Regions from separate parts of the Mus musculus genome. Here regions 2, 3, 4, 5 and 6 are each linked to region 1. A link is a contact called in ENCODE POLR2A ChIA-PET data. All regions are on one chromosome and are shown on one strand. Each heading gives the region's core, a stretch centred on a gene start or an enhancer-like site at or near the end of the contact. The rest is flanking DNA. Distances are from core to core; before and after follow the strand shown. Region 1 holds the start of Acly (ATP citrate lyase). Region 2 holds the start of Rab5c (RAB5C, member RAS oncogene family). Region 3 holds the start of Eif1 (eukaryotic translation initiation factor 1). Region 4 holds the start of Kat2a (K(lysine) acetyltransferase 2A). Region 5 holds the start of Hap1 (huntingtin-associated protein 1). Region 6 holds the start of Jup (junction plakoglobin).

Region 1 (2,837 bases), core at 190-2,689:
GAATGAATGAAGCCTGCTTTTAAAGAAGACTCCTCTGGGACCCACTGAGGAGGGTCGACAAAACACTCTCACTTTAAGGGCTGGGGAGGGGGAGGGGATGACAAGCAAGCAATCCCCTATAGCAAAGGAACGGACAGAACTCTTCCGAGTATTCCCTGCTACAGCAGACAGTGTCTAAATAGAGATTAAAAACAGCAGCTACTCTGTCTTCAAGGCCTCCTTTTACTGCCCCCCCCCCCCGCAGAGGGGAGCGTTTAAGCAGCTTTCTAAGAGGTGGAAATGATCTTTCCAGGACAGTTATCTCTCGATAGTAAAGAAACCCGACATGCTGAGCAAAGTTAAAGCGGGGACAGACAGGGTTGGCTGGCAGACTAAAGTGCCTTATGCTGTCCTTTCCAAAATTATGTCAGGAGGGATCCCTCATAGCAGAATTTCAAGACTGAAGAAAGCAGCAAGCTTTGGGGACCAGACCTCTGCCAGGCCTGACAGGAGGTAGAGGTAGGTAGCATCCTTTGCACACACGCGCGCCCGCGCACATACACACACCCTAGGTGCTTGTCTCATCCAGACTCCTGAGCACTCCGACCATCTGTTGTTTGGGGGCTACACCAGTAGGGAGCTCCTTAGCAGGGAGAGCCCATCCAGCGCCGTCGCTCCGGAGCCAAGTCCTCGCAGCAAGGCCTCAGGCACTCTGAAGCAGCACGACCCCGCGTGGCCAGGGCCCGCTCCCTACACTTCGACATAGAGCTTAAGGGATTCACCACAGAACTAACAGGACAGGCCTGCTTGAGTCCGGCTTGCGAGCGGCCGGCGTGGAGAGAGTAGCCACCGCCATCTCTACTACCCGCCCCGGCATCCGGTGGGGAACCCGAATGGGGCCCAAAAAAGTGTCCCAAAAAAAGCCCGACTAGACTCGAGAGCTGGCCCTGGGTGGAGCTGAGAAGAAGCAGGACGCGCAAAGGCAATCCGGAGGAGGGAGAAGTAAGGTCGGTGGCAAGCAATGTGCAAACTCCCAGGAACTAGAATAGGATTGGGAGGGTGTAGACATGCGGCCCGCGGCTGGGGAGAAGACTACTATAAAGCTTAGACCCGCACAAAACTTCCGAGCAGGTGCAGGGAGCGCGCGGGAGCGCCCAGCCAGGGAGCCCGGAGGTGGTTCCGGGTTGGGGGAGGGAAGCAGGAAGCTTAGTGGGTACTGGGGGGTCGCACCCGCGCCTACGACTGCCGTACTCACCTCTTCGAGAAAGCCTGAGTGTGGCTCTCTGTCCGTAAGCACCAGCTCACCCCAACTCTTCGGATCGCTCCAGCCGCCTGCAGCAGCCGGGGATCCGGCTTTTGTTCCGGCCCAAGTGGGCTCCTCCCCGCCCCCCATCAGCTCACAGGCTAAGCAGCCCGGCGATTGGGCACACGCGTTCCCTAGCCTGAGCTCTAGGCTCCTCCCCATTCGCTGCTGTGGTGGCCCCGCCCTCAGGCCTGACCTGGGGCTGATGGGACTTGTAGTCCCGGACGTGGGCGGGGCCGTGGGCGGGGCCTAGGATGGGGAGATGGGCCGGGCGGCTCTAGGAGGAGAACCTACGAGGCTGGGGGCTGTGGCCTGATCGTTTCAGGGGCTGGGCCGGCCAGCCGCCGGGTTGGGTAGCTGAGGGAGGGGGTTGTTGGCCCAAAAGGCTATAGCACTTCTCCCTGGACCTGGCGTCCTCTTCCTCCCTCCCAGGAGAGCAACTGACGTTCTTATCCCAGGCTCTTGTAAGCCGCCACACCAAACCCAGTGCGTTAGACCTGCTTTTGAAAAGCTACGTCTGCTTTCCTTTCACACGTGTCGCCTCTCCGCTCCTGGAACCCTCCCCAGGGAATTTACCAGAGCCAGTCTACACGACCACGCTACACAATCAGACTGTCCGACCTAGGACATAGATTGGAGGAAGGGGTAAACTAGTGAGGCCAGAAGGACGCCAGTCCCAACGCGAGTCCTCTTACAGGCTCACCTGAGCGCGGATCTGGGCGGAGCTGATCATTTATCTGAGATTAAAACTTAGGACTGGGGCCATCCCTGCCCAACCTCTTGCTCCCTCCCCCAACCTCAAACTAAGACACCGAAAGCAATGAACAACCTCCTCTTTTCTGTTACTTGCGAAAGATAGAACATATTTTCCAAACCCAAAACTGGAGCGCCCAGTCTAACAGGTACCCGAGAACTTCTGGGGCAGAATAGATAAATCATAAGGTCCTGGAAATCAGGAATTCACTGCTTCCCTGGAGTGGAAGCCTCTCTTGCTTGTCCCCTAGTCCCAGTATGTCTTCCCAGATGGACCCAGAAACTAACAATTTTCCAGCTCTAGGAAGGAGGCCAGAATCATCCTTTAATCAGCTCAGGTGATGCGTCAGCCCAGGGTGCAGAGAATCTGCATGGCTGTGCCCCTGGCAAAAAACCCTGGGTCAAAAGCTCCCTGCAACAATGTTGCAACACTCTCCTGGGCAAACACTTTCCCAAGGCCCCCCACTCCCAGGCCCTTTTCGGCCAGTCTTTGGATGGCTGAACTTGTAACACCCATTCTTGACCAGCGTGTGCTCCTTTTTTTGTTTGTTTGGGTTTTTTTTTTGTTGTTGTTGTTTTGTTTTTTACGAGACAGGGTTTCTCTGTGTAGCCCTGGCTGTCCTGGAACTCATTTTGTAGACCAGGCTGGCCTCGAACTCAGAAATCCGCCTGCCTCTGCCTCCTGATTAAAGGCGTGCCACCACTCCTGGCTAGCGTGTGCTCCTTGATGACGTCTTTTTTTTTTTTTTTTCTTGGTCCCTTCCCTAATACTCATTCTTTAGAAATAACAGTTTAGAGTGCC
Region 2 (2,837 bases), core at 168-2,667, 210 kb after region 1:
CTGCAAGACAGCAAGGGTCAGCTGTGGCTTCAGAATCAGGCTACTCCTCAGGAAGGCAGTCTCTAACCTGTACTTTGGCCGCATAACAAGAGAACCTTCCAGCTTGGTCAGAGATACCAGCCATTTCACACACTTAAGTCCCAAGGAAAACACAAGAATCCTGTGTCAATACAGTAGGGGAACTGGCACTTTCCAGCACACATAAGCAATTCCTTTACGGACGAAAACTATACCTGCCACGGTGATGTGGACTAACTGCTCTGTGAAAAAGTCCAAGCCAAGAGGGGAGTGGAGACTCTGGTGAGGAATGGACCTGTTGCTCAAGTGTATAGTGGTGTGTGATTCAGGGTGGTTAAGAGATGGTGCCTCAATTTCACACTACTCCTATTTGGTCTATTCTCCACCCCTATAGATAAGCAGGCAGCAGTCTCTCTAAGGAAACCACTCACATGCTCTGGAAGGACAGGGCTGGGCCTGAAGCAGGGGGGAAGGAGGAGGGGAGACAGAAGATAATGAATGGGCAGATCCTCCCTGATCTGTGATCTGTCCCTAGGATTGAGCAGAGCTCAGCTAAATTCTTTAGAGGCAGGAAGACGAACACACACTGAGAGAACTTAAGACAGGGCTGGGGGCATAACGTGCAGTCCAAGGAGAAGGCTGCCATTCCGTCTAAGTGACCCAGAATTCAAACTCTGCTGAGGTCCTCGTAAGCTCAAGAGGAAGTAAGGAACTGTAAGCGCGCAAAAACACTTCTGTGCGTGTACAACACTCTCATTCCGACATCCCCCCCCCCCCATCCCCGCATCTCCGAAAGGAAATCGAGATAAAGATAATTTCAGGGCTGCAGGGGGACAACTGGGTTTTTGGTTGGGATTGGGGAGTGGGAGGCGTAGAACACAGGAAAGGAAAACCAGGAGAGACAGCACTCTCCGTCACCTCTAAAAGAGAAGGGGGACAGGTTCCTTCGCACCTGGTAAAGACTCTTTGATTTTGAAAGCTGAGGGGGTGGGGAGCGGAACTTAAGAGTCCCTCTCTCCCACAAGTGGACTGGACAGGCCAGAGGAGAGCCTCAAAAGACTCCCAAAGGCTCCCGAAGGACAGGTTAGCGAAGGAAAGAGGAGCTCCCCCTTTGGCCTGACGCCCTGGTGAGCCCCTAAGAGGGGGCTACGGGTCGGGGGAGGGGTCAGTGTCCCCCTAAGCTAAGGTTGGGCAGGAGGAAAGGGTACCCCAGGGAGGCTACCACACAAGTGAGACACTGGCCCTGGGACAGGCACACTCACCGCGGCTCCGGGCAGCAGCGTTACTTTGGGCCGGGGCTTCCACAGACTCCGCTCCTCTCCCCCCCACCCCCGGCGGTGTCCCAGGCTCCGGCCTCCACTTCCGCCTTTCAGCCGCTCCGGATCCGGATCTTCAGCTCTGCCCCGCCTCTCTATATTCCCAGGTGACTGACAGAAAGAACAGACCAATGGGAGACACTCCGATCCTACCCACAATCAACGCGGGAAAGGAGGGAGAGTGCGCGCGAGGGATGGCGGGACTTGTAGTTCTCCGCACAGGGAGGAGCCGGGGGCTGCCTGGCACTTGGGTTTTGGGTGGAACCGGCTGCCGGTGGGGCGGAGCCGGTCCAGGCCTGCTTATCGCGTCACTGCCAGTTCCAAGTGCCGCGAGGGAAGGCGTGTGGCTGAGCTTTCCAAGAGAGCAGACAGAGGGCTGTTCATGCAGAATTGAGAAAGGAAAAATATGATGTTCACGTAGCCGCGCAGACCGGTCGTGTGCCCTCGGCAACTTGGAGAAGCCAAGCCCGCCCAGGAGGCTGATTGTTGAGGACATTCTATTATAGGAAAGGCGATGGAGTCAGGTGTAATGGCTCGATCCGAAGGCAGAGGCTTGCAGATCTCTGTGAGTAACAGCTAGGGTTATGTAGTAAGATCCTGGCTTAAAAAAAAAAAAAAAAAAGAAAAGAAAAGAAAAAGAAAAAAGAAAGAAAAAAAAAAGGTGATGAAATCTCTGAGAGCTCTATAGAATGGGCTCTCTGGGGGCTAGCGAAACGGCTCGACAGGTGAAGATGCTTGCAGCCAAGCCTGACTGAGTGCCGTGCCCAGGACTCACATGGAGTAAGACAGACTCCCACTAGTTGTCTTTTGACAACCACCCATCCACCCTCCCTCCCGCTAAATACTTGAAGAAATGTAATTTTTTTTTTTTAAAAGAAGGAGTTGTCTAGAGGATACTAAATGGTTGAAAAGGAGACCTGCTGCTGCCAAGGGTTGCTCTCACTCTCTCTTCCTTTCACATGGGCTCTCACTATGTAGTCCTGATTGGCCTGGAACTTACTTTGTAGATGGGTTGTATTTGAATTCACAGAGATCCTCCTGCCTCTACTTCTGGAGTGCTGGGATTAAACACATGTGCAACCACCACGACAGACTAAGCTTTCTTTCTTAGGCTCTGTTCCCAAATATACCAGACCCCCTCATCTCCCTCACTCTGCCCCCAGTCAGAATTAGCGCTCCTTCAAAGACTACCTGTGTTCTCTCTACCCGTCACTATAGATGAAAACCACTAACCCTTCTACCACAGGTCAGTTCTGTTTCTGTTGCTTCTAATTCCTTCTGTATGAATTAGGACCACTTTTTGTTTGTTTGTTTTTTGTTTTTTGTTTTTCGAGACAGGGTGTCTCTGTGTAGCCCTAGCTGTCCTGGAACTCACTTTGTAGACCAGGCTGTCCTCGAACTCAGAAATCCTCCTGCCTCTGCCTCCCTAGCGCTGGGACTAAAGGCATGCGCCACCACGCCCGGCATGAATTAGGACCACTTCTGTTTAACCTCATCCTCCAA
Region 3 (2,837 bases), core at 146-2,645, 210 kb before region 1:
TCCCAAGTGCTGGGATTAAAGGTGTGTGCCACCATCCAGCAGTTTCTTGTTTTGAAAGTCTCATTGTATAGATCTGCTGGGTCTCAAACTCGCAGGCATCTATCTGCCAGCCTCTGCCTCACAAGTGCTAAGATCAAAGGCGTGCCCCACCACACCCGGCCTATTTTTCTGGTTCTTCAGAGACAGTAGCCAGTCTAGTACTGAATTCACTTGACCTTGAACTTTTTCCTCTGGCTTCCTTCTCCTGAGAGCTGGGATGTACCACCATACCTAGAAGTTGGCAGTATTTTTAAGTTAAGAGATTTTATATAAAGCACCCACTCTTTGGGGAGCATTTGAATAAAGTCTGACACAGTAGTTATCAGCCTCTGGTTCTCCTATTGGCCCCCACAAACCCAGTTACATCACACTTGGCTGTCTCTTTTTTTTTTTTTTTTTTTTTTTCGGTTTTTCGAGACAGGGTTTCTCTGTATACCTTGGCTGTCCTGGAACTCACTCTGTAGACCAGGCTAGCCTCGAACTCGGAAATCCGCCTGTCTCTGCTTCCCAAGTGCTGGGATTAAAGGTGTGCGCGGTGGCACTTGCCTTTAATCCCACCACTCATGGGGCAAAAGCAGACCCCATGTGGCCAGCCTGGTCTATAGAGTTCCAGCACAGCCAAAACCCTGTCTTGAAAAAACAAAAAGAAAGGTTAACTGCTTTGAAAAAAATATTCACCTAGACTCTACAAAGGCTTTACCTCACACACAGGCTTGTAGGACAAAAGGCATCCTGTGAGGCTTGGACATTTTTTTCCTGGGGTCCCCACTCCTACCTAAGGGACTACTTCCTTCCTTAGAAGAATTAATCTAAATAATAATTTTTGGTTACCAATTTTAAAACATGCTAATCCAAATGATACCCTATATAAGGTCCAAATTTTGATCACGTTATTTTATGCTGATTAAATGGCTATATCTGTGAATACGTGCAGAGAAGGGTAGGTTGATGGGTGGCTGGATCAGTCGAATTTTGGAGGACCCGCACGTAATTACCCTTTAAAGCAAATCGATCCTCACCCTAAGACCCATCTCAGAGCTAGTGCCAGGACCCCAACAGGGTCAAGATGGTAGAACGTGCGGTAGGCGCAGGCGCGCTCGAAACCTCCGCCAGTTTTCGCGGCCGCTCAGACAACTACCATGCCCACTGCGCAAGCGCGCAGGCGGACCAAGCTTTCCCTCCCCCCTCTCGCCCCTCCCTGAGTCAACAGAACATCCTTTCCAGGCCAAACCCAGTGCGCACGCGTCAAGCCTTGACTCCGCCCCCCGACCAATAGGAAGCCGCAGCGCTCGGGCGTCCGGGAGCTTGACTCCATGGGTGGGGCCGAGACGTGAGGGCAGCGCGCTGGCGTCACAGGGGCGGCTATATAAGTGAATACAGGCGCCGCCCCTCCGCCCCAGTCACTGAGCCGCCGCCGAGGACTCAGCTGCCTCCCCCTCGAGCCCCCTCGCTTCCCGACGCTCCGTCCCCCCCGCCCGCCTTCTCCCGCAGCCGCCTTCCGCAGGCCGTTTCCACCGAGGAAAAGGAATCGTATCGTATGTCCGCTATCCAGAACCTCCACTCTTTCGGTGAGCCTGGGGAAGGTCGCGCGGGCCTGGGGGGGGGGTGGCGGGGTCGGAGCTCGGAGAGCCGCCGAGCGCGGCGAGCCCATCTTAGCTCGGGCTGGAGGGGTGGTGATGCCCGTGGAACCGAGATCTGCGCCCAGGGTCGACCTCTGAGGGTGCCCGGAAGAAACGGGTGGGAGGTGAGCCCTTGGGCGGGCCCGGCGTCTCGGGTGGCGCATTTACTAATGGCTCCTGCCTCTCGGCGAGCCACACCCGCCCCCTCCCGCCACCCCTGCGTCATGTCCTCTACGTCACCGTCGTTGTCTCGGAGCTGGGAGGGAAGGCCCCGCCTCGGGAGCCTGGCTTCCGGTAGGTTGCATCAGCCGGGTGGGGCGCTGCCTGCCCACTAGGTCTCTCCAGCACGTGATCAGCCTTGGCGGGAGGGCTGGCCTAGAGCAGAAAGCTAGCTCTAGTACTGGCCAGTTCCCGGAGGGACAACAAAGGACACCTCCGGATTATTTCTTCACAGACCCCTTTGCTGATGCAAGTAAGGGTGATGACCTGCTTCCTGCTGGCACTGAGGATTATATCCATATAAGAATTCAACAGAGAAACGGCAGGAAGACCCTTACCACTGTCCAAGGGATCGCTGATGATTACGATAAAAAGAAACTAGTGAAGGCGTTTAAGAAGGTGGGTCTGCTGTGGAGAGAGCACGTTGTATGGTCTACCAAGGGAGAGGGTGCAAACGTCAAGGGAGTCCGTGTTGATGGCATGGCCTCTTAGATGCTGCATCCTTTTGTCCTTGCAGAAATTTGCCTGCAATGGTACTGTAATTGAGCATCCAGAATATGGAGAAGTAATTCAGCTACAGGGTGACCAGCGCAAGAACATATGCCAGTTCCTGATAGAGGTGAGTTTAGGCCGCCCTCAATGCATTATGGGTTTCCTGAATTTCTAATCCTTACAGTTGAGCTTTTAAATACATGTAGACATTCCCACTTTCAAACAGTACTTGGGGGTGGCATAGGGAAGTTTTAGTAACAGTGGTCAATTGAACCATTGTGTCTACTGGGATAGACTGAAGTACTCTTCTTTATTGGGACTCCTTGCAAGGTGTATATGGGAGAATCTGTTGACGTCATGTAACCTGTCCCTCTCCCTTGTCCTCTTTTTGCAGATTGGGCTGGCTAAGGACGATCAGCTGAAGGTTCATGGGTTTTAAGTGCTTGTGGCTCTCTGAAGCTTAAGTGA
Region 4 (2,837 bases), core at 240-2,739, 180 kb after region 1:
CTGTGAAGAGAACCTCTGACCCTTCCAACTTCCACACCCACTCTGAGGTCAGCAAACACCATGTCCCTTCCTTGAACCTCTCCCCTGTTCTCAGCTTGAGGAAATAAACCAGACTCTCCACCCTCTTAAGTCGCCTTTAATCTTGCTACATGCCCGCCCTACCTGTTCAATGTTAGGCTTCTCAAATGGGGGGCTGCCTAGAGACCCCTCCACCACTGGCCGTGTCATCTGCAGAATGCACTTCCGCAAGAGCTGTAAGGAAGAGGGATGGGCAGAAACAGGAGTAGCAGAGCTCAGAGAGCAGGATCCCCAACACACACCAAAGCTTCACCATCTTTACTCCATGAGAACTCACCTTGAAGAGGTAGAAATAGACTTGTTTGGTGTCTGTGTCCTCTTCCTTGTGAACAGACATGAACAGATTTTCTACATCTACTACCATTCCCAAGAGCCGGTTAATCTCGTCCTCTGACACATTCTCCAGGTGGGACACATGGTCCGCTGCAAGATGGTTACATTAGGGCTGGGAAGAACAGAAGAGCTCCACGGGGCTTGATTCCTGTACCTCCTCTAACTAGCCAGTGACACACCCTTGATTCTCCAATTCTTGACAGACAGGGAGACCCAGTGTTCTCAGTTCTCCCATCAGCCCTTGGTAGCTACCTGCTACCAAGGCAGATCTCCTTTTTTCCTTCCATGGGACATTCACATTTATTCCCTACCCAATATTTCCTTAGAAGGTCTCCAAGAAGCTCTGTGGTACTTATGTCACCCTGTTCAAACAGGACCTGGCTCCTGCCCTCCGCCCCAGCTCCAAAGGTGGTGCCTGCCTTACCCAAAGGGTGCTCACAGCTACGGCACAACTCGCTCAGGTTGGCAGCTGGCTGCTGGAGGTCCATGCGGGGTGCGGTGGGGGGCTTGGGGTTTTTCCAGCCATTACACTTGCAGGTTTCATTGGCCTGGAGGGGGAAGGTTCAGTTCCCTGATGCTGTCTGCATCCCAAGCGCAAGAGCGGCTCTATGGCTAGAGCTTCGCCCCCCATTCCTACCCCAGACCTTGGATGCCCCAAGCCCCGCCCCTTTTGCTCTAGGCCCCGCCCCCACCTTGCAAGCTGAGAAGACCCCTAGTTTCTCAAGCTTCTTGGCACGCGGCAGACCCCGGACTTGCGCCTTCCTCTGGCTAGCGCGCTGCTGCTGGCTCAGGCCAGGTCGAGCCGGATCCCCCCCACTTCCTACCCCGGCGCCCCCACTCCCTGTGCTCCCAGCTGGGGCTGCAGCTGGGGCAGGGGCTGGTGCCGGAGTCGGAGCCGGAGTGGAGGCTGAAGCCGGACTGGGCGCAGGAGTCGAAGTTGGGGCAGGGGCTGGGGAGTGAAGGGGCCGGGGCTGCGCTGCCGGGACCGGGTTTGGGGCCTGGGAAGGTTCCGCCATGGCCTCCCCCGCAGCGGAGCGGCGCCGCGCTCCCAGCCCTAGGGCCGCATGGGCAACCGGCGCACAGTGCGCAGGCGTCACGGCCCCGGCGCACGATGGGAGTCGTAGTCTTCCTTTGCCGCTTCCCATCCTTTGGCCTTCCATACTTTTTTTTTTCTTGGTTCCAGACAACCAAATGTCGCTTGGTTGAGCATCCTAGATTTGACCATTACTTCATTCTAATCTTTTTTAAGCCATCCGAGATAGTGACAATTACTATCCTCTTGGGAACAAGAGGCACCCCAGAACACTGGCCGTCTGGAGGATTTGTGGATGCTGCCCTTTTAAAGTCCATAGGTGGAAGAACAGGCCTGGGCCTGAGGTTGGCTCCCACATTGCAAAAGCCTGCCCTATTGTGGCTGCCGGCTAAGGCTTGCAGCTACAATAGAGATAAAATGTAACATTAATTCTACTATTTGTACTGTGGTGTTCACACTTATGAATTAACTTTGACAATCAGTTTTTGGGTTTTGTTTTGTTTTGTTTTATTTTGTTTTTTGAGACAGGGTTTCTCTGTGAAGCCCTGGCTGTCCTGGAACTCATTCTGTAGACCAGGCTGACCTCGAACTCAGAAATCCGCCTGGCTCTGCTTCCCAAGTGCTGGGATTAAAGGCATGCGCCATCACTGCCCAGTGACAATCAGCTTTTTCTATACTTGGGTTGCTGTTAAACAGAAACGGTTTTATTTTCAAAAGAACAAAGAGACATAGTTGTGGGCCATGCTGCTGTTGAATGTGTGTGTTCATGCACGGGCATTCGTGTGTGTGTGTGTGTGTGTGTGTTGGGAGTGGGCAGGAAAGGGGGGGGGGAGTGTGTTTGTGTGTGCTGAGAACTAAAGAACCAGAGAGACCAACACTGAAGATGCGGAGGGTAGGGGGTGGTCCCCTCTTCTGGCTCGCCTAGGCAGCTTTGAAGATGGAGAGGATTCCTGACCTCATACCCTTCCATCCTACCTCCATCTTTTTCCCTGCCCACTCCTTAATGGGGGGGTGGGGGTGGAGGAAAGCCAGAGAAATAGACAGTTTCTTCCCATTGTAGAGGTAGACTGTGAAAGGTCAGGGATAGTTCTTCCTGGAAGATCAGAAAGGCCCCCTCTTTTGGCTCAGTCCAGAGAACAATTTTCCTTGCCCCAGGCCCGATTCTTAAAAGGGCAGGGTAGGGCAGGGCCGGCAGGGCAGGGCAGGGCAGAGCAAGCCAGACCTTTTCAACCCCGTTGCTCAATCCCATCAGCTCCCAGGATGGAGCTGTAACCCCGCACATTCAGGTGATCCAGTTCCTTCATAGCCTCCTTCCTGCCCTCTGATGTGAGAGAAGGGCCCAGGGAGAAGCAGAAGCCGGTTCTGGACAAAAGCTGCAGCGCTTGCAAGGAAG
Region 5 (2,837 bases), core at 98-2,597, 170 kb before region 1:
TGCCCATAGACCACTACACCCCTCACAACAAAGATTGTGAGACTGCACTCCATCTGGCCCTAACACCCTCTCCACAGCTCCGGATCTCCCCACTCCTGCTTTCTCAGGAGGGGCCTGGATGCTGTAAAGGCAAAACCATCCTCTGGGCTCAGGAACTGGACTCTCAAGACCCCTGGGTCTCTGGGCCCCTCGAGATAAGAAGTCAGGGAAAATACTGGGCTCATCATGCCCACCCCCAATCGGCATCTTAGCCATCACTGGAGTCTCCTCGATCATAAAAACAAATGCAGTCACCCATCCTAAACCTGTTGCTTGTCACAGGAGGGCCAAGTAGACTTCTTCAGCACCCAGAAGCGGGCACCTGAGCCTAAAATTGCCCCCGCCCAGAAGAGGAGGGACAGAAGCCCAGTGCCCCGCCCACTCCTCCCTCTTCATTCCAGCTTCGGAAAAGTACGACCCAGACCCCCTGAGGACAAGTAGTGGTCAAAGGCTCCCCTACACACACACCTCTACCCACCCACGCAGGCTGGTTCCTGCGGGCTAGCGCAGGCTCAAAGCGCACCCGCAGCCCCCGCCCCTCTGCTGGCACTGCGGTAGACGGGGAGGGGGCACTGAGAGTGCGCAGATCTGCCACAGCAACAGGCGCGAAGAGGCGGGCGGAGAGCGCGAGAGAGCTCTGGACCTGACGCACCCACAATAATCGGGAAACCGGAAAAGGGGGGGGGGGAGATGGGGAAAGAGAAACCAAACCGGCACCGCAGACTGTGGTCTCGCGGGGGTGGTGGAAAGGTGGAACTAAGAGCCACAAGGGGGCGGGGCGCCTGAGTCGGTGCACCCCCTCCTACCTGGAGATGCCCAAATAGTGCCCAATGCGGGATCCCCGAGACTCAGTTTACCTTCCTGCAGCTCTCGAATAAACGCCGCACGCTCAGGGCCGGACACGCCGGGCCTCCGGCCGATGTACGCGGCTGGTGTCTTCCAGATTCCCTCGGCCTTTCCAGTGCCCAGGCCAGTGGCCCGGGGACCGTAAGGCCCCTGGAATACGTAGCGGGTCCATGGTGCGTCCGAATCACCAATGATCATGGACCGACAAAAGCTTCCTGTCTTGGTTCGGGATCCTGATTTTTGTCCGGACCCGGTTCCCTGCGCTGGAGCAGGTTTGGGCTCCGCCGAGGGCTCCGGAGCGGGACCAACTGCAGGCTGGGTCGTGGGGGTGCCTGCTGCTGGGTCCCCCGACCCTGTCCCGTCTCCCGCACCGCTCTGCACCTGCTCTTTCGGGCGCATCTTGACTCCGCAGTCCGCTGCCGCAGCCGGGGCTTTATAACCTGTGCTCGGAGCGGGCTCCACTGGGCTGTACCACGCGTGGCGCTAGGGGTGACCGTTGATCAGTTAGTGGTGCCGAGGACTCAGGATCCTGCAAGAAAGCAGCCAGTGGTGACGAGATAGGAAGTAAATAAAAGAAGAAGAAAGAAAGAGATGAACTAGTGCCTAGCTTATTCCGTGGGGTCGAGTCCACGGTGATGGATTTCTCTTCCCTTCCATCTTCTGAGAATGGTTCTGTCCAAAGCCGCCGCTTCCCTGGACTTGAGTAGAGGGACCCGTAGCTTCTGCCTAGAAACAACCCCCCCTTCAGCCCCCCGCGCGCGCTCCCGCCACCCCAGCTTCCAGGGGCTTTCTGTGTTGCCCTACCCAACATTGTGTACAGACCGAGGTGACCTGAGAATCGAGGCAGTACGCCTGTGCCTTCCCAGGTAGACTAAGCGAGAAATCCAAACTCCGGTATGGCTTTCAACGTGTTGCGTGTCATCCACAGGTCCCTCTCACTCTCGCGCTCGCCCCTGGACGTCTTCCATCTTAGTGCGTTCACTCGTTCTTTATTTCCAACCCTAATTCTCAAGCCCTACAGTCCAAGCAAGCACCTGTTCTGTTCTTCAAACATTCCAAAAAGAACATCTTCGGAGGGGATCCTGCTTAAATGTTTCGCTGTGACGACTCTTCAAGATCCCCGTGTACACACACACACACACACACACACACACACACACACACACACCAAAACATCCGTTATCCCAGGGTCTGAACTGATCGATGTCGGTCTCCACGACTTTACCCGTGCTCTTCAGCTCATGGACGGACGTATGCTCCCCAGAAAAATGGCTACTTTGGAAGCTGGCTCTCAGTCCTGAATGAACTGGTTTAAGGGGTGGGAGCTAGGGAGGGCAGTAGCCATTTCTGTGCTTTTAGACTGGGAGACAGGCTAAAGGGAGATGGATGACTCATGGACTCAAGTCTCAAAATCGTTCTTGATGTTCTCCATTCTCCACCATCCTCCAGTGGACAAGGCTATTGACTTTACGTTTTTTAAAATATTTATTTATTTATTTTTTATATCTGGTGTATGAAGGTGTCCATGTCAACATCAGTTGTTGTCCGTCCCTTGCCACCTTATTTTTTGAGACAAGGTTCCTCACTGAATCTGGAGTTCAGCACTTTGACTAGACTGTCTGGCCAGCGATTCCCCAAGACATCCACTTAACTCCACCCTACCCCTCAGCCCCGGGGTTTACAGACAGGTGCCACCATACCAGACCTTCATGTGGATGCTAGGGATCCAAACACAAGCCTTTATGTTTACACGCAGACCGAGACAGTTTACACATGCGCACACACATGTATGTATGTATGTATGTATGTATACACACACACAGACATACAGTTTTATTTGTGCATATGAGTGTTTTGCTTGCTTGTATATCTGGGCACCACTACCATGCCTGTTTTCCACAGAGGCCAGAAGAGGGCATCGGATCCCCTGGACCTGGAATTACAGATGGCTG
Region 6 (2,837 bases), core at 89-2,588, 130 kb before region 1:
GGGTGTGATGGTCTCCGGAGGAGGGGGAAGGAAGAAGACACTTCCCCTTTCAGCAACGCCCCCACCCCACCCCCATTGGTCCCTACCTCAGGCCTTAGGGGCCTGGCAAACAGGATGGAGTTGGGGGCAGGGAGAACAGGGTCAAAGCGCACACACTGGCTACGTTCAGCTTGGAGCTGACTGGGGGAAGGGGTTTTCCTCCAAGAAGTACCACCAAGCCTAGAATCAGCTCTCAACAAGGAGACTAGAAAAATCCTAGAAAAGGCTCCCATGGTTACTTTCTCCTGGAAAGTTTGTTTGGAGTGATTTCTCAACAAGAATGGGTTGCAGAAATCAAAAGATATTGCTGTTTCCCTATCAACACTCTGGAAACCACAGCTACTAAAAACTGGGCGAGTGCTTCTTAAATTTTCTCTACCGGCCCAGACTCCAGGCCAAGCCACCAGTGTCAGACATCGGTAGGGCACTCAGCCCAGACCCTTCACCAGTTCCCCAGTCACCCTATCCCACCTCCGTAGGAGAAGGCATTGACCGGCGTACACTAGAGCGGAGGGAGGCGCCACAGGTCCAGCTCGGAGCTGCAGGGCAGGGCCTCCGTCTTCCAAGCGCTCACCTGCTCTGCTCAGCAGGTGGGAATTGCGTCCCTGGGAAAATGTGCACTCGGCCCCCACAGTTTGGAAAGCTGGGCGCAGACAATAGGGCCCCACCCAGGCCTGGGGGAGTAGGGAGGGAGGGAGAGAAAGCGAGGATGACGCGTGGGGTGCGGTGAGGGTGGCCCCAAAGAGACTAGGCAGCAAGTTTCCCAAACGGTAAATTCCTGTCACCGTGAGCTCCGGGACCAGGCGGAGCGGGTCAAAGTCTGCTCGGTCAGCTCCAGGGGAGAGTCAGGGACGCCGTGTTAGGCGAGCTCTGGGGCCCTGGGGGAGGCGCGAACTCCGAGGCACCTGCCCTAGTTCCTCCCCACCCTTCTCAGACCTGCGGTTCACCGAGCCTGGAGGGGCGCTCCAACCCAGATTGCTTGTCCCAAGGGTCCCGCGCCCCGGACCCCAGCGCGCCCCCTGTCGCTGGTGTAGGATGCGCTCCCTGACACCCGCCCTCACCTGCCCTGAAACCGCTGGAACCAGCCTCCCGGCCGCTTGCTGTCCCTACTCTCCCACAGTGATTCGTACCCCGATCGGGTGTACCTGAGCGTGGAGCCGGGCTGAGCCGAATCGGGGTCGGGTCTGGCCGGGAGGGAGCCGGCGCGGGCAGCGAACTGAGCTCGGCGCACTCGGGCGGCGGCTGCTCCGGACTCTGGCCAAGGCAGCAACTCAGTAACCGAACAAAAGGCAAAGGGACCTGACAGCCAAGCCACACCTCTCGCCCCCTCGAAGCTCCGCCCCCTAGGGAGACTCCCACCCTCTGAGGCTATCTCACTGGCTGCCCAGCCTGACTATCCCATCGAGGGGCGGAGCCTCGCGCCGGGACCTCTACCACGGCCGCCTCTGTTTATGCGCTCACCATTGGCCCCAGGGACTGCCACTCGACTCTGGGGTGGACGCCAACTTGAGGTCTCATCCTCACTCTGCATCTATTGGCAAATAGAAAGTTTCTTCTTTATGATTGGACAGAGGGCTGTCAGTAAGACTAAGGAAAAAGCCAATGGATCAGGTGGGGCGTGACTTGCCCCACCCTAGCCCTGAGCAGGTAAGACTCATTATTCTCCCCTTCCCCCCCTACCTGTCCAACAGGTGAGTCAGGGGGAGGCATGGGAAAGGACTGACGCCTTCACTAGCCAGCCAACTCAGCGTCAGGCTTATTCATTCTTGCCTCAACGTAGTAATAAGATGTTTGTAAAGCATTTCATAGGCTTTGTGCTGGGTTGGGATTTTCTCCCCCCTACAAAAGATGGAGTGTTCCCTGATCCCTTCTGTTTAGAATTAGCAGGCCTGGGTTTGGGTTCTCCCCTTAATCTTTGTATGACCTTAGGCTAGTTAGTGTACCTTTCACCCTGTATCTCTTCTGTAAAGTGGGTTCATTAGCTTTATCTATCTTAGGTTGGAGAGATTAAATGAAATAAGCTTTGTAGTAGCACTTAAACAGCTGAGGAATGTCAGTATTTAAACTGTCTCAGTTCGAGACAGTTCTTAAAAAGTGCTGGAGCAGCCAGGCAGTGGTGGCACTCGAGGAGGCAGAGGCAGGCAGATCTCTGTGAGTTAAGAGGCCAGCCTGGTCTTCAAAGTGGGATCGAAATGATCCATGTTAAAAGAATATTTTTAATGGGCTTGTGTGGTGCCTCAGTTGTGCAGATGTGACCACCCGAGTCTGATACCTCATGGAGGGAGACAACAGCCAAGTCTCACAGGTTGTCCTCTGTCCTCTGATCTCCCGCCTTGGCACAAGTGCCACACACATAAAAGTAAATAAAATGTAATGCGATTTTAAAACTACGCTCCAAAGAGATCACAAGACTAGGAAATATGGTACACTCTAAACTCCGACACCTTCTTTCTTTTTTTTTTTTTTTTGTTTTTGTTTTTGTTTTTGTTTTTCCAGACAGAGTTTCTCTGTATAGCCCTGGCTATCCTGGAACTCACTTTGTAGACCAGGCTGGCCTCGAACCCAGAAATCCACCTGCCTCTGCCTCCCGAGTGCTGGGATTAAAGGCGTGCGCCACCACGCCTGGGCCGACACCTTCTTTCAAGTCCCAGAGCAGAAGGGTCAGTGTGTTTTGGGGGTGGGGCGGGGGGGGGCTGGATACTGCTCCAGGGAGAAACAGACAAAGGAGATTAAATAATGATGTAAGGAAACTTTGACGGATTTGGGGGAAAATCAGACATTAGATGGAAAGAAAGGGA

What was found. ChIA-PET counts read pairs that join two places held with the same protein, here RNA polymerase II (POLR2A).
Region 2: POLR2A ChIA-PET joins it to region 1 with 20 read pairs in embryonic stem cell. The contact joins the promoter of Rab5c here to the promoter of Acly in region 1. POLR2A ChIA-PET finds 5 or more read pairs at or near these places in 3 of 5 experiments (Patski and embryonic stem cell).
Region 3: POLR2A ChIA-PET joins it to region 1 with 57 read pairs in embryonic stem cell. The contact joins the promoter of Eif1 here to the promoter of Acly in region 1. POLR2A ChIA-PET finds 5 or more read pairs at or near these places in 4 of 5 experiments (Patski and embryonic stem cell).
Region 4: POLR2A ChIA-PET joins it to region 1 with 23 read pairs in embryonic stem cell. The contact joins the promoter of Kat2a here to the promoter of Acly in region 1. POLR2A ChIA-PET finds 5 or more read pairs at or near these places in 3 of 5 experiments (Patski and embryonic stem cell).
Region 5: POLR2A ChIA-PET joins it to region 1 with 20 read pairs in embryonic stem cell. The contact joins the promoter of Hap1 here to the promoter of Acly in region 1. POLR2A ChIA-PET finds 5 or more read pairs at or near these places in 4 of 5 experiments (Patski and embryonic stem cell).
Region 6: POLR2A ChIA-PET joins it to region 1 with 36 read pairs in embryonic stem cell. The contact joins the promoter of Jup here to the promoter of Acly in region 1. POLR2A ChIA-PET finds 5 or more read pairs at or near these places in 4 of 5 experiments (Patski and embryonic stem cell).

What each region holds. Positions count from the first base shown.
Region 1 is chr11:100,526,561-100,529,397 of GRCm38, forward strand. It overlaps Acly (ATP citrate lyase), which reads right to left and starts at 1,440. Exons shown (of 28, transcript NM_134037.3): 1 at 1,235-1,440.
Region 2 is chr11:100,736,798-100,739,634 of GRCm38, forward strand. Rab5c (RAB5C, member RAS oncogene family) reads right to left here and starts at 1,418. Exons shown (of 6, transcript NM_024456.5): 1 at 1,281-1,418.
Region 3 is chr11:100,318,554-100,321,390 of GRCm38, forward strand. Eif1 (eukaryotic translation initiation factor 1) reads left to right here and starts at 1,396. Exons shown (of 4, transcript NM_011508.2): 1 at 1,396-1,607; 2 at 2,113-2,276; 3 at 2,395-2,496; 4 at 2,764-2,837. The coding sequence starts at 1,577. The coding sequence ends at 2,808.
Region 4 is chr11:100,710,978-100,713,814 of GRCm38, forward strand. Kat2a (K(lysine) acetyltransferase 2A) reads right to left here and starts at 1,490. Exons shown (of 18, transcript NM_001038010.2): 1 at 1,104-1,490; 2 at 836-959; 3 at 356-501; 4 at 163-252. The coding sequence starts at 1,427.
Region 5 is chr11:100,354,794-100,357,630 of GRCm38, forward strand. It overlaps Hap1 (huntingtin-associated protein 1), which reads right to left and starts at 1,348. Exons shown (of 13, transcript NM_177981.2): 1 at 897-1,348. The coding sequence starts at 1,284.
Region 6 is chr11:100,396,452-100,399,288 of GRCm38, forward strand. It overlaps Jup (junction plakoglobin), which reads right to left and starts at 1,339. Exons shown (of 14, transcript NM_010593.2): 1 at 1,185-1,339. Gm12348 (predicted gene 12348) reads left to right here and starts at 1,665. Exons shown (of 4, transcript NR_132425.1): 1 at 1,665-1,686.